2 separate regions of the Homo sapiens genome follow, and region 1 is linked to region 2. A link is a contact called in ENCODE Hi-C data. All regions are on one chromosome and are shown on one strand. Each heading gives the region's core, a stretch centred on a gene start or an enhancer-like site at or near the end of the contact. The rest is flanking DNA. Distances are from core to core; before and after follow the strand shown.

Evidence for each region. A loop is a pair of places that touch in the nucleus more often than their neighbours do. Pooled maps may share reads with other maps.
Region 1: a loop to region 2 is called in a pooled map, with 3 times the contacts of the local background. The contact joins the enhancer-like site here to the promoter of COMMD10 in region 2. A Hi-C loop is called at or near these places in 4 of 37 single-sample maps with no recorded cell type and 6 of 50 pooled maps.

The regions. Positions count from the first base shown.
Region 1 is chr5:116,357,478-116,363,496 of GRCh38, reverse strand. No RefSeq gene overlaps it. Among named protein-coding and RNA genes, the nearest start is that of SEMA6A-AS1, 87 kb to the left of the region's middle. RefSeq lists enhancers at 1,993-2,789, 3,884-4,033. Within about 2 kb of position 2,801, at least 8 of the 41 ENCODE cell types and tissues checked have a DNase peak (open chromatin) inside an H3K27ac peak, as active enhancers do.
Region 2 is chr5:116,083,032-116,088,581 of GRCh38, reverse strand. It overlaps COMMD10 (COMM domain containing 10), which reads right to left and starts at 3,557. Exons shown (of 7, transcript NM_016144.4): 1 at 3,489-3,557; 2 at 995-1,085. The coding sequence starts at 3,529. RefSeq lists enhancers at 3,016-3,310, 3,604-3,763.

The DNA of each region.
Region 1 (6,019 bases), core at 1,552-4,051, 280 kb before region 2:
TTCGCATCTTCCCTTTTGTCCTTAAGCTTTATAAATGGCTAGCTTGGCATGGATTCCCCTAAAAGCCATGCCTGAAACAAAGACTTACCTGAAGGTAGTTTTTATAAAAAGTGATCAAAGGGATCCAGAGACAGGATCCGAGGAGTGAAACAGGGGAAAGGCAAAGATGCATAAGTGAGTGGGCTGCTCCTAGGACAACAGATGGTCAATTCCATGGGACCTTCTAAAGATCCTGATAGGATGCAGCTTTTATTTATCTGCTTGGGGAGTAAAATGGTTCAGCATTTATCCATAGGATCCTGCCTTCCATTGGTCAAAGGTGGTTCTCGACACTAACTTCCTCACATCTCCAGGCTGTCCATGGGTGAGTGCCCAGTGGATTCTACAGACATTCTACACAGCAGCTTCAGAGGGGTCCTGGGGCAGACATTGCCACACTGCTGCAGAGCAAAGCTGTTTTGACACCTGTGCAGAAGTGGCCACTGTAATGGTCAGAAGAGTAGGGAGTGACACTGGGAGGATTTGAAATGGGGCACAGGAGATATCCCTTGTACCTCGCATATCTGTCATGGACCCTCTAAACCTAATCTGAGTCTTTTTCAAGGCTGCAGCCTTTACCAGGACTTAGTGTAAGAGTATGAGTGACACAAGTTCTGATTCCCCTGCCTCAGCTGATCTCAAGACCATACTTGGTATACACCACTTATTTCTACCACCCATTCTCCATTTCCCTCATCCTCGGTCAGCATTTAGTTAGTGTAAGTTGCTTGTTTTGTGCAGTGACAGAGACCCTTATCCCCAAGAGGTCTGATCCCTTACATACCCTTCCCATGCCATGGTTGTTGAATTGTGGGTCTGCCATAGTTATGAGGCAAGAGAACACTGAAAGTCACTCCTGTAGATATCCCGAGGTTCAGACATAGACCTCTCTGCCCTCACTGGCTAGCTAGCAGCAATCCAACTCCTCAAGTCAATGGAGTCTAGCACAGTGTGAGGACCACTTCGGTGCTGGCCTTGGGGAGAAGGTAAGAGAGACAGATGGACCAAAAGTTATGCATAGGAGTAGTATGGGGGCCAGAGACCTTAACAAAGAAGGGCCTATCATTTCTTGAGGACCTACTATGTGCCAGGTAGTTTGGGTGACTTGTCATTTCCACACGAGAGCGCCACCGTTATCCTCATTTTCATAAGAGGAAAATAAGTTCAGAGCAGAGAACTAACTTGTTGAGCCAGAGTCACACCCAGACTGCCCAAGGGGGTGAAGCCTACCAGGCAGGGCTCCTTTCAAGGCCCAACCTGACTAGATTTGCATGCAAAATACATAAGGAATCGTGTACCAAGACACTGCCAAGGAGTCAGATCATGACATGGCCAGCCACAGGGCACCTGCAGCCTCTCCCTCTGTCCTTCCTCCAGAACACCTCTTTGCTTCTTTTGGGTGTGAGGTGTCTTGGGCAGACCAGTAAAGTGTGATTCTTTCAAATCCATCCTGTAAACGCACCTTTCTCCTTCTTAAAGTCTCCCTGTCTTCCCAGGAGCCTCCCTATGCACCTTCAGGAACAACACCCAAGCAGGGTGCCTGTCTGCAAGGGGTGGATCCAGTCCGCGAGGCGGCGTAGCGGGCCTGGGTCTGGCCCCGGGCCAGCGAGAGCTGCGGCCGCCTGCTTTCTGTGGGAGCAGCGACAGCGCCGTAATGACAGCGCGGGCAGGGCGCGGGAAGAGTGCGGGGCGGACCCGAATTAGAAGCGCGGGCTCTCATCAGGAGATGCAGGGACCGTGGCCAAGTCCCGGGAGCGTGTCGGGCCCACTTGAAAGCACCAGGCGGCTGGGGAAGAGCAATCAGATGGAGGAGCCCTAAATCTGGAGCTGTTTAGGGTAGACAGCAGCCGCCGCAAGGGCACGCAGGCAGGCAAGGAGCCGCCGGGGCTGGCTGCAGTCGCGCGAGGGCCGCTTGGAAGGTGACGATGGATTTCAAGAGCGCCACCCGGAGGAGCCCCAGGACCTGCGGAGGGAGGGAGGCCGGCCTAGGCAGGCCTGGGCGCCGACCTCGTTTCCCGCGTGCCCTTCCCCACCTCCTTGGGTTGCCCCTGCTGCCCTTACTTTTGTGAGAGCCTCAGCGCCTGCCGCGGCCTTCTCTCCTTGAGTCGCTCTTGTTCTCTAAGGCTTGCTGGCCCCCAGGGCCATTGTTCTTCCAGACGGCGGCTGGAATAGGCTGCAGCTTCGGCATCCCTGGGGTGGTAAGAGTCAGGGCTGCTGTTGAGTGGGTGCCTCCTCTGTCCAGGCCCAGCGCTGGGAGCACCCAAGCTTTACAAAGGCAGCAGAGCAGGCTTCCCTGCGCCGGCTCTGGGCCAGACTCCCTGCCTGGACTCTGGCCACTTCTGCCACTTACTGGTTGTGAGACCATGGACAGGTCACTTAACATCTTTGTGCCTCAGTTTCCTCCTCCATAAAACAGGGATGCTGACAGTGATGACACTACTTTCCTTTCAGGGTTGAGTAGAGAGTCCTTAGAGAGGTGCAGAGCTGACTTGCGTTTTGAATCATGTCATTTACTCCTTGGAACAATGTGTGAATTGTCACATTTTATAAGGGGAAACTGAGGCTCCAAAGTGAATAGGCACTTGCCAGATGACACATCTAGCAGGAGCTGAGATCTGAAACCTACACTTTGTGACTCTAGGATCCATGCTCTTTTTGGTCTTTCAAAATCAGAAGCAGAGAAAGAGACAGAACGACAGGTAGACAGGCAGAGAGAGCCCATGCAGTGCCTGGGCTGGCCCTGGACCCTTGCCAGAAGCAGGGATTCCAAGTGGTGCTGCTTCACTTTTACTTCTACTCAGTATCCTGGGAACCAGACCAAGATCTGGAGCCAAAATTCCCACTGCAGAACGAGAGGCTCCAAATTAGATGCGTACAAAAATAGACATAGACAGGTGATCTTTCCCAGCTCTTTCTTTCTCCCCTTCCACAAACAGGGCTTAGTGATACCCTAGCCACCTACCGAGAAGCCATGGGCCCTGTGGGAGAAAGATGGGGCACTGCGGGGTTTATACTAAAACAGTAGTTGCAATCTAGTTTCAGAATCTCATCAAAGTCCTTCTCTTGCCCTTTTTAAGGCTCTGTTTCTAAACAGAAACCAAGTGGAGGAAAAGAGATTGTAGAGTTTCAGGACTTTGCAAAGGCTCCAAGCATTAGAGCATTCTCTAAGCTCTTCTCCCAGTTCTTGCCTTTCTTCTCAGTTTTCTTCTTGCAGCCCTGTGCCAAGCATTCAATTAACCACCCTGCTCCTGCCCCCATCTCAGCCAAATGGGTACCAGATGTACCATGTAGACGTCGGACAAAGTGGGATAGAAAAACTTTACTCAGACAAATTGGCAGAGAAAACACAATTAGTCAAAGCAAACAGAGCTGAAGCAGCAGGCAAGCCAAGTGTCCAGGAGCTCACCTGCAACACATTTCCAGGAGCCCCTCAAAAACCATTCATTTCAAATGGGGGCCATATGCAAGCCCCTACCCAGCAATGACAGGCTCTGAGCATAGCAAATCAAGAGTCACCATGCAAGGGGGTGGGGAAGTGAAAAGAGATGAATTTGCTTGTGTTCCACCCTGGGGTCTCCAGGAAGGATGTAGGGCCTGTGGCTGCTGTGAAAACACAAGAGCTTAGTGCAAAGAAGCAACCAGAAAATTGGCCCAGCTCCTTCCTGATCTTGCAATCTAGACCTCCAGCTGGGGCCCAGAATTGCAATCACTGGAAGAGGAAGGAACAAAGGCCCAGTTTGAAATAACTCTTTCTTTGGGGGTTCTGCTCGGATCCCTCAGCTGAAAATAACAGCCATCACCTTGGGGGGCTCCCTAATGGCCTGCCTACTTGGAGCATCAGGCAGACCAGGAGAAGCTTCTGCCAACAGCAAACACCCAGAGCCCTGGGTGGTTTGGTCCTGCCACTACCTGCGAGCAGCAGCTGAGATGCAATACTCATTCACCCTCCACCAACATTACAGACACTAAAGTGAGAATTGCAAGAATTGCCTCTTATCTCACAGAACAGCACAGTGCCAAGAAGCAGTGCTGCAAGCTTGGCCTTATATCAGACAGATATAACCTCAAATTCCAGTTCCACCTCTTATGAGCTGTGCAATCTTGAGCAAGTTACTGAACCTCTCTGGGCTTATTTCCTCATTTGTAAACTGGAGATAATACACATAATACACTTAAAGTTGCAAGGAAGATTAAGAGAAATATGCACATGTATGGTGTTGAACACATCTGGCACACAGTCAGCACTCAATAAGTGGCAGCAGCTGTTGTGCTGGGCTCACTGAAAGGACATAAACACCTATAGAAATAGGGAGGTAGGAGAGAGAGGAGTGAATATGAGGAATAAATCTGTAGCTGAAAGGTGTGAGAAGATAAAAGAGCTACAGTTGGAAAAAAACATAGCAAAGTGTCAATAGAACTACGTCATCCACACCCACTTACAAAAAGAGGAACTGAGCTCTCTAGCTTATTAGCAGGGGAAATGTTCTATTTAAAAAACCAAACTAGCCCAAAGTACACATCAACTGTACTGCATCCACATAGTGGAAATGATCACCCAGCTCTGCACTTTTCCTATTGCATAGCCTTGCATGATACCTGAGCTTGGCTCCCCTTGCATTTCACCAACAAGGCCCATCTTTTATTTTTCCTACCTATAGAAATGATTCCAGATGAAAAGTGGTGGGTGGATTACAACTAGAAAGGAAGGTATCCCAGTGTTCTTTTGGAGGCTCAGTCCCTGGAGGTGGTCTTGGCTGGTGGCCTCTGTCCATAGATCTGATACCACCACAACCCACCAGTGTGTCCCAGCATCTGCTCTGTTCTCTTCCCCAGAGCTAACCAGGGGACCTCAGGACTAACAAGGATAGTAGCAGGAGGAGGAGCCACATGGCTGAAACCTGGGAAAACCAGGCCAACTACAATCAGTCCATGGAGCTTGTATTTGGGGATTTTGTTTAACAGAGCAACAGTGAATCTCAGTCTGGAAAATTTAGCTTTATTTTCTTCAAACTTAGAAGTCCAACTCTGAGCTGCCAGTTCAAGTGTCTGGTGAGAGATTCAGTCCAGTTGCTGTTGGGGCCCCTCCCTTCCTAGGCTGCACAGGAATCTGGGGAGGCTTATCTTGCTCAGAAGATAGTGAGCAAGAGTCTCCAATTGCCTGGACATCCAGGTTGCCTCTCATCTCTTATGGCCAAACCCACAGCAATCCCTTGAAGTCTGATGGCTCTTCACTGAGTGACAGATTCACTGTCAGGCTGGGGGCTGAGGAGGCAGGGCCTTGGGCTCAGCCTGCTTATGTGTAGGTGTACCATGCTGCCTTCCCCTCCAAATTTCATCTCCTCCTTGGGATATGGCTACAAAATGGTAATGTGGTTTTACTCTCTCCCTCCCCATAGCTCCAAAATAATTTAGTCAAGAGAAAAATCTCTCCTTCTTCTCACTCATCGACCACTTAGGCTCTATAGTGGTTCAATGGTATTCCCCTGAAAGTATGTCCACTTGGACCCTCAAAATGTGACTTTATTTGGAATAATATTTTTTTTCAGATGGAACTAAGGTAAGGATCTCAATATGAGATCGTCTTGGATTAGGGTGGATCCCAAATCCAATGACAAGTGTCCTTATCAAAGAAAGCACAGAGACCCAGTGTGGAAAGCCACGTGAAGACAGAGCCAAGGAATGCCTAAAGTTGCCAACAGCCACCAGGAGCTGGGAGAGAGGCATGAAACAGATGCTTTCTCAGAGGCTCCAGAACAAATCAATCCTGCTGATACCTTAATTTTGGACTTCTGCACTCCAGAGCTATGAAATAATAAATTTGTGTTGTTTTAAGCCACCAGGTTTATGGGCAATTTCTTAGAGCAGCCCTTGGAAATCAATACAGGCCTTTAGTATTCTTTAATTACCTTAGACTTTTGCAAAGGACAGCCTTTTATCTTCCATAGCTTTTGCTTTCTGCCTTGCAAAAGCTTCTGTGGCA
Region 2 (5,550 bases), core at 2,308-4,807:
AGACTGCAGCCATACTACAATGGGACTTGTACGCAATGTTAAGGATTTCTAACTTTTCTCCATAGGGCAATGGACAGTCACTGATGGCTTTGAACACTGTAAAAAATATAATACATCTTTGTTTCAGGAAAAAAAATTTAGAAAGTAATTTACATAGTATTATGAAGCAGTAGAAAGCAAGAAGACTATAGGCAGGGAAACCAGCTTGAAGGTAACTATTGTCATCTAAAAAAGAGGTACTAAAGATTTGACCTAGAATTGTGAGAACTTGGATTTGAAAGACACTTCAAAGGGGAAAGGCACAGTTTTGAGGCTGGCTCTTGGCCAAGAAAAACAAGATGACAGAGTAAGAGTCTTGGTTCTCAATGGATGGTGATACATGGCACTGCACAGAGCAGTTAGTGGGTGCTCCATAAATATGAGATGGAATCAAATTTTTATAACCTGATAAAGAAATTAACTAAATTAACTTGGATTGGGCCAGGTAGAGAATTACAAAGCATCCACATGTCCAAAACAACCATATCCTTAAAATAAAAGTGAAAGAGAAACAAAATTAAGTGAAAGATTAAATACCAGTTGATAGAAAATACCACAGAATTATTTTTAAGCGGAAAAATAAAACCAAGACATCAGAATTTTTCCCTAAAGTATATTTTTAGAACTTTAGTCCCAAAATATATACCATAATAAAACAGATCCAAGGTCAAACACATTTGGAAAATGTTACCTGCCATAATCACCCTCGAATACATACCACAAACACTAGCATATAAAATACTCTGAAAAGTTCCATAATTTAAAACATTTAACTTTATTGAAGACAGAGTTTCTCAAACTTCTGACCATGAAACATTACCAAATCTTCCACAGAACCAGTGTCTCTAAGAACATATTGGAGAACACTATGCTTTGCAAAAAGTTCTCCAAATAATCAGACTTTCAATTAAATCAGAAGGAAGATTACAAGGCATGGAAACACACAAATACAAACCTTCAGGTGAAGTTTTTGAAGAATCCGAGTGAGCAACCGTGGAAATCTTCCTGTATCTATTGCATTTATCAGTGACACTGCTTTCTTCATGCTAAACAAAATTATAAAACAGAGTTTTGAAATGAGTTTTCCAAGTTGAACTGCACTTTCTATAGTTGTCTATAAGTTTTCATTCCAACAACTCTGAATGCTATATGGTAAATCTGAGTGAAATAAAAACAGATGACAGCCAGCAAAAAAGGCAGGGCAACGGGTACATTTCCAAAAAGATGCCCCCAAAATTACTTCTGCTGAAAAGGTCCATTTGGCAAATTTTCTCTTTCTTTTGGGCAAACCAAACTACTAGGGAAACCTTGTACTGCGCAGGGAAGAGCCTTAATTTAGTAGAGCGTTTATATAAACACTTAACCCAAAAATGGAACTCTGAAAGGGGTGGGAGGAGAGGAATAGCAATTATGGCAATTACACCAAAAACATAAAAGAATACTGCAAGGCAAATAACTTTTCAAATACTATGTACAAAATCATCTGGGGTCACTAAGCACACAGTTATTTTAAAACCCTGTTTCAACTGTAAAATCAAATTTATTATTACAACAGTAATCAATTTTGAGATAGGGTCTTACTCTGTCACCCAGGCTGGAGTGCAGTGGCACGATCTCAGCTCACTACAGCCTCTGCCTCCTGGGTTCTAAGAATCCTTGTGCCTCAGCCTCCCAAGTAGCTAGAACTACATGCGCGGGCCACAGCGCTGGCTAATTTTTGTATTTTTTGTAGAGACAGAGTTTTGCCCTGTTGCCCAGGCTGGTCTTGAACTCCTGAGCTCAATCAGTCCTGCAGTGGCTCACCCCTATAATCCCAGCACTTTGCAAGGCCAGGGAGGACAGATCACCCGAAGCCAGGAGTTCCAGACCAGCCTAGCCAACATGGTGAAACCCCATCTTTACTAAAAATACAAAAAATTAGCTGGGCGTGGTGGCGGGTGCCTGTAATCCCAGCTACTCAGGAGGCTCAGGGAGGAGAATCGCTTGAACACAGGAGGCGGAGGCTGCAGTGAGCCGAGATGGCGCCATTGCACTCCAGCCTGCGCAACAAGAGGGAAACGCCCTCTCAGGGAAAAAAAAGAGAGAGAGATTAGCCCGCCTCAGCCTCCCAAAGTGCTGGAATTACAGGCATGAGCCACAGCACCTTTCCTGTAATAATCAACTTTAAATGATGTGATGAGAACAATTCTATACTGCACCATATTGGATACAGTTTACTGATGTAGCGGTGTTCCCCAAGACACTGGTATGAGGAAAGAAACTGGCGATCAGAACCAAAGTGAGGCAGGAAAATAGGGTCAGGAGGCTGGGAACATAAAGCTGATTCCCACTTCAGCTATGACAAGAAATGTCCTCTCCATATGGCATAGGCGGAGAAAATGACTTTGTAACTTTACTTCATCCTCTTCATTTACATAGGGAGTACACCAAGTAACCAATGGAATCCTCTAGAGGGTATTTAAATTCCCAAAAATTCTGTAGGGGCCCTTCAGCCCCTATGCTCAAGCAGCTCCCACACTGTGGAGGGTAGTTTCATTTTCAATAAATGTCTTCTTCATTCTTTCCTCGCTTTCTTTGTGCGTCTTCTCCAGTTCTTTGTTCAAGACGCCAAGAACCTGGACACCCTCCACTGGTAACAAAAGGAATCCAGAAAGAAGGAAAAACTTTAAAATAACTCTTTTCTTCTGAAAGATTTCTACCCAATCCAAGCACAAAGAAATTACTTCCGAACACTATTTTGCCTATATACTTCAGTACTTTTTCTGTATCCACACGCTACCTGCACTATTGCTTATTTTTTCACAAATTGAGTCTTTTTTTACTTAAATAATGTTAAAGGGGAGCTTTATATCACTACCATGGACAACCAACTTTATCTACCATAAGTAGAAATTAACTAAAAATCTGTTTAAAATGCAAATAAAAGCAAATGCTACCAAAGCCAGGCTAGATTCTTCTACCAACCAAAAATTCGGTCCCCTATTCGATACTGATTTAAAAGGGGTATTAACACATGTTGGCTATTAAAGACCCTCCAGCAGCAGCGTGAGCCTTTCCCACCAGAGTGTCTGAACCGGAACTGAAATCGGAAACGGAATACCGTTCCACGTGATTCGGCAGCACTGAAGGCAGCACCCGGGAACTTCTGATACCAAACTCCGCGAACAGTGACGCAGACCCCACGCTTGCAGACCACACGCTTCCGTACAGACCTCAGCTGCCAGGCGCACTGTGAGCCCCACAGGTGGACCACCGTGACTGTAGAGGCGCTACACGGCCCCACGCACTCCGCAGACGCAGCGTCGCAACCTCGGCAGCCCACCCCACCCCACCCCACTCAACCGGGCCCGCCGCGGCGCCCAGGCGGCAGGCAGCAAGGACAGCCTTGTGCGAGCCCGATCTGGGCCTTCCTGGGCGCGGCTACCGCAAGAGCTTAACGGATCAGCTACCTGGGGCTCTCCCGTAGGATCAGCGCCGCGGGGACCGCCATCTTCGGCTTTCTCGCACTGCCGCCGTCTGTTAGCTGCGCCGAACCCAGCCAATGGCGGCCGCGGCGGACGGAAAGCCGGAAGGCCCAAGCCGCGCAGGGGCCGTTTTAGGGCTCCGGGTCTCCTGCGACCCGGGCGCCGGGAGACTTGTCCCGCAGTCCTGGAGGGCGGAGAGGGCAGCCCAGTTGCCCTCCCGACACTCCAATCGTGTTGGAGTTAAGTCTGTGCATATATATGTCTTTATATTTATATATTATATATGTATGTACATACCTGGATAGGGGTGTGTGTCTGTATTTAATAGGGCAGGTTTAAGCAAGTCTATGTACAGACCTGTATAGATATATGTGTGTATGTTCGTGCATAAATATATACATTATTATTTTTAATAGGGCAGGTTTAAGCAAGCCCGTGTATACATACTTGGATAAATGGTGTGTGCGTGTGTATATTTTTTTAATAGGGCGGGTTTAAGTGAGCCTGTGTGTACATACTTGGATAGGTGATTTGTGAGTATTTTTTTTTCCAGCGTTTGGGCTACAGAGAGGCAGGCATTTGAGCGAGCTCCCCCGAGCCTGCCCAGGAAGCGGCGCATCACCCCTCAGGAGAGGTGGTGCCTCCAGTTCCACCCTAAGCACTGTGCCGTCAACCCCTCCTGTATCTGCATCTGCAGGGCTTGTAGTATGTACGTTCAATTCCTTCAGCAACGTTCAATGAATGAGTGCCTACTGTGTACCAAGCACTGTTCTAGGCACTGGAGATACAAAAGGCCAAAATTCCTGCCCTCAGGGTTTGCCGGCAGTCTAAATGGACAAGTATTTGTTGCACCCTTCTTTAGAGTCTGACAGTGCAGAGTAGGGGAGATGAATCGCTGCAGTGAGTGATGTCAAAGACCTCACCCAAGACTAGGGAGACACCATGTTTGCATAAATACCTTGGTCTGCCTTTGAGAAAAACATGGAGTGAGTTAAAGGAATTCAGATGTGGGAGCAGTGAAAGGCATCCGAGGTAAGATCAGGAAAAGCTCCCTAGGGCAGGTGGCAAATGCGGTGGGTCTGCAGAGATGTGGAGGGTGAGGCTGTGTGTTTCAGGTCAGTAGAGTAGAAGGGCGGTTTGACGTTTGAAGAACAGGAATTTAGACTAGAAAAAGCCTTTAATGACTGGTTGTGGCATGTGCACTTAATCTGGTGAGAAATGGGTAAGCATTAAATGTTTTTTCTATCCATTAAATGTTTTGAACCAAAGAAATTTTGCAGTGGGAGTTGGATTTTTGAAGGTTGCTGTCAGCAGAATGATGATTGAAATGGAAAGAGGTAAGCAGGAGAGCTACCTGGAAACTACTGCAATAATCTATAGAAAGCAGTAAAATCCTGTGGTACTAAAAAGGCATTGGTGAATTAAAAGATAGTGGATGGATTAGTTACGTTTCAGCAGTAGAATATTCAAGAGCTGCCAAAAAATTGAATTTAATTTTCCTTCCTAATTATGTTTTACTTAAATTATTATTTAAATTAGTTGGAGTTCCTGGAGCAGCCCAAGAACAACCTAACTGAAAGGAGAAACCAGATTGCACATTAAATCTGAATAATCTCCACATGGATAATTGAGTCAATTATACAGTGTGTTGAACACATACAAATACATTTAGTTCCACAACACTCTACAGTCCCCAATGTATGCATATCTGAAAAAGATGTATGTGAATCTACATAAATTATAGGTCTCTGATCCAAACACAGATGACCTCATCTGCAACTTAAAAGGGTCCCAGTTCCCTCATTCTTTGAATCATTTCCCTTTTGTCTTGATTCCTTACCTGAAGTAGAACCACTAACCAACTAAAACTGTTTCAAATCCCTAATGAAGTTCACCCTCTGATTGCCTTAAAAATATATAGCCAGAATTTTGAGCAAAAGAGCATCAAGATGGCTCAAATCCCAAATCCATGTAACCTTGGACAAAGTACTTAACCTCAACAAGTTTCTCATTCCCAATCTGTAATGGGGATGAGAATAATGTCTGC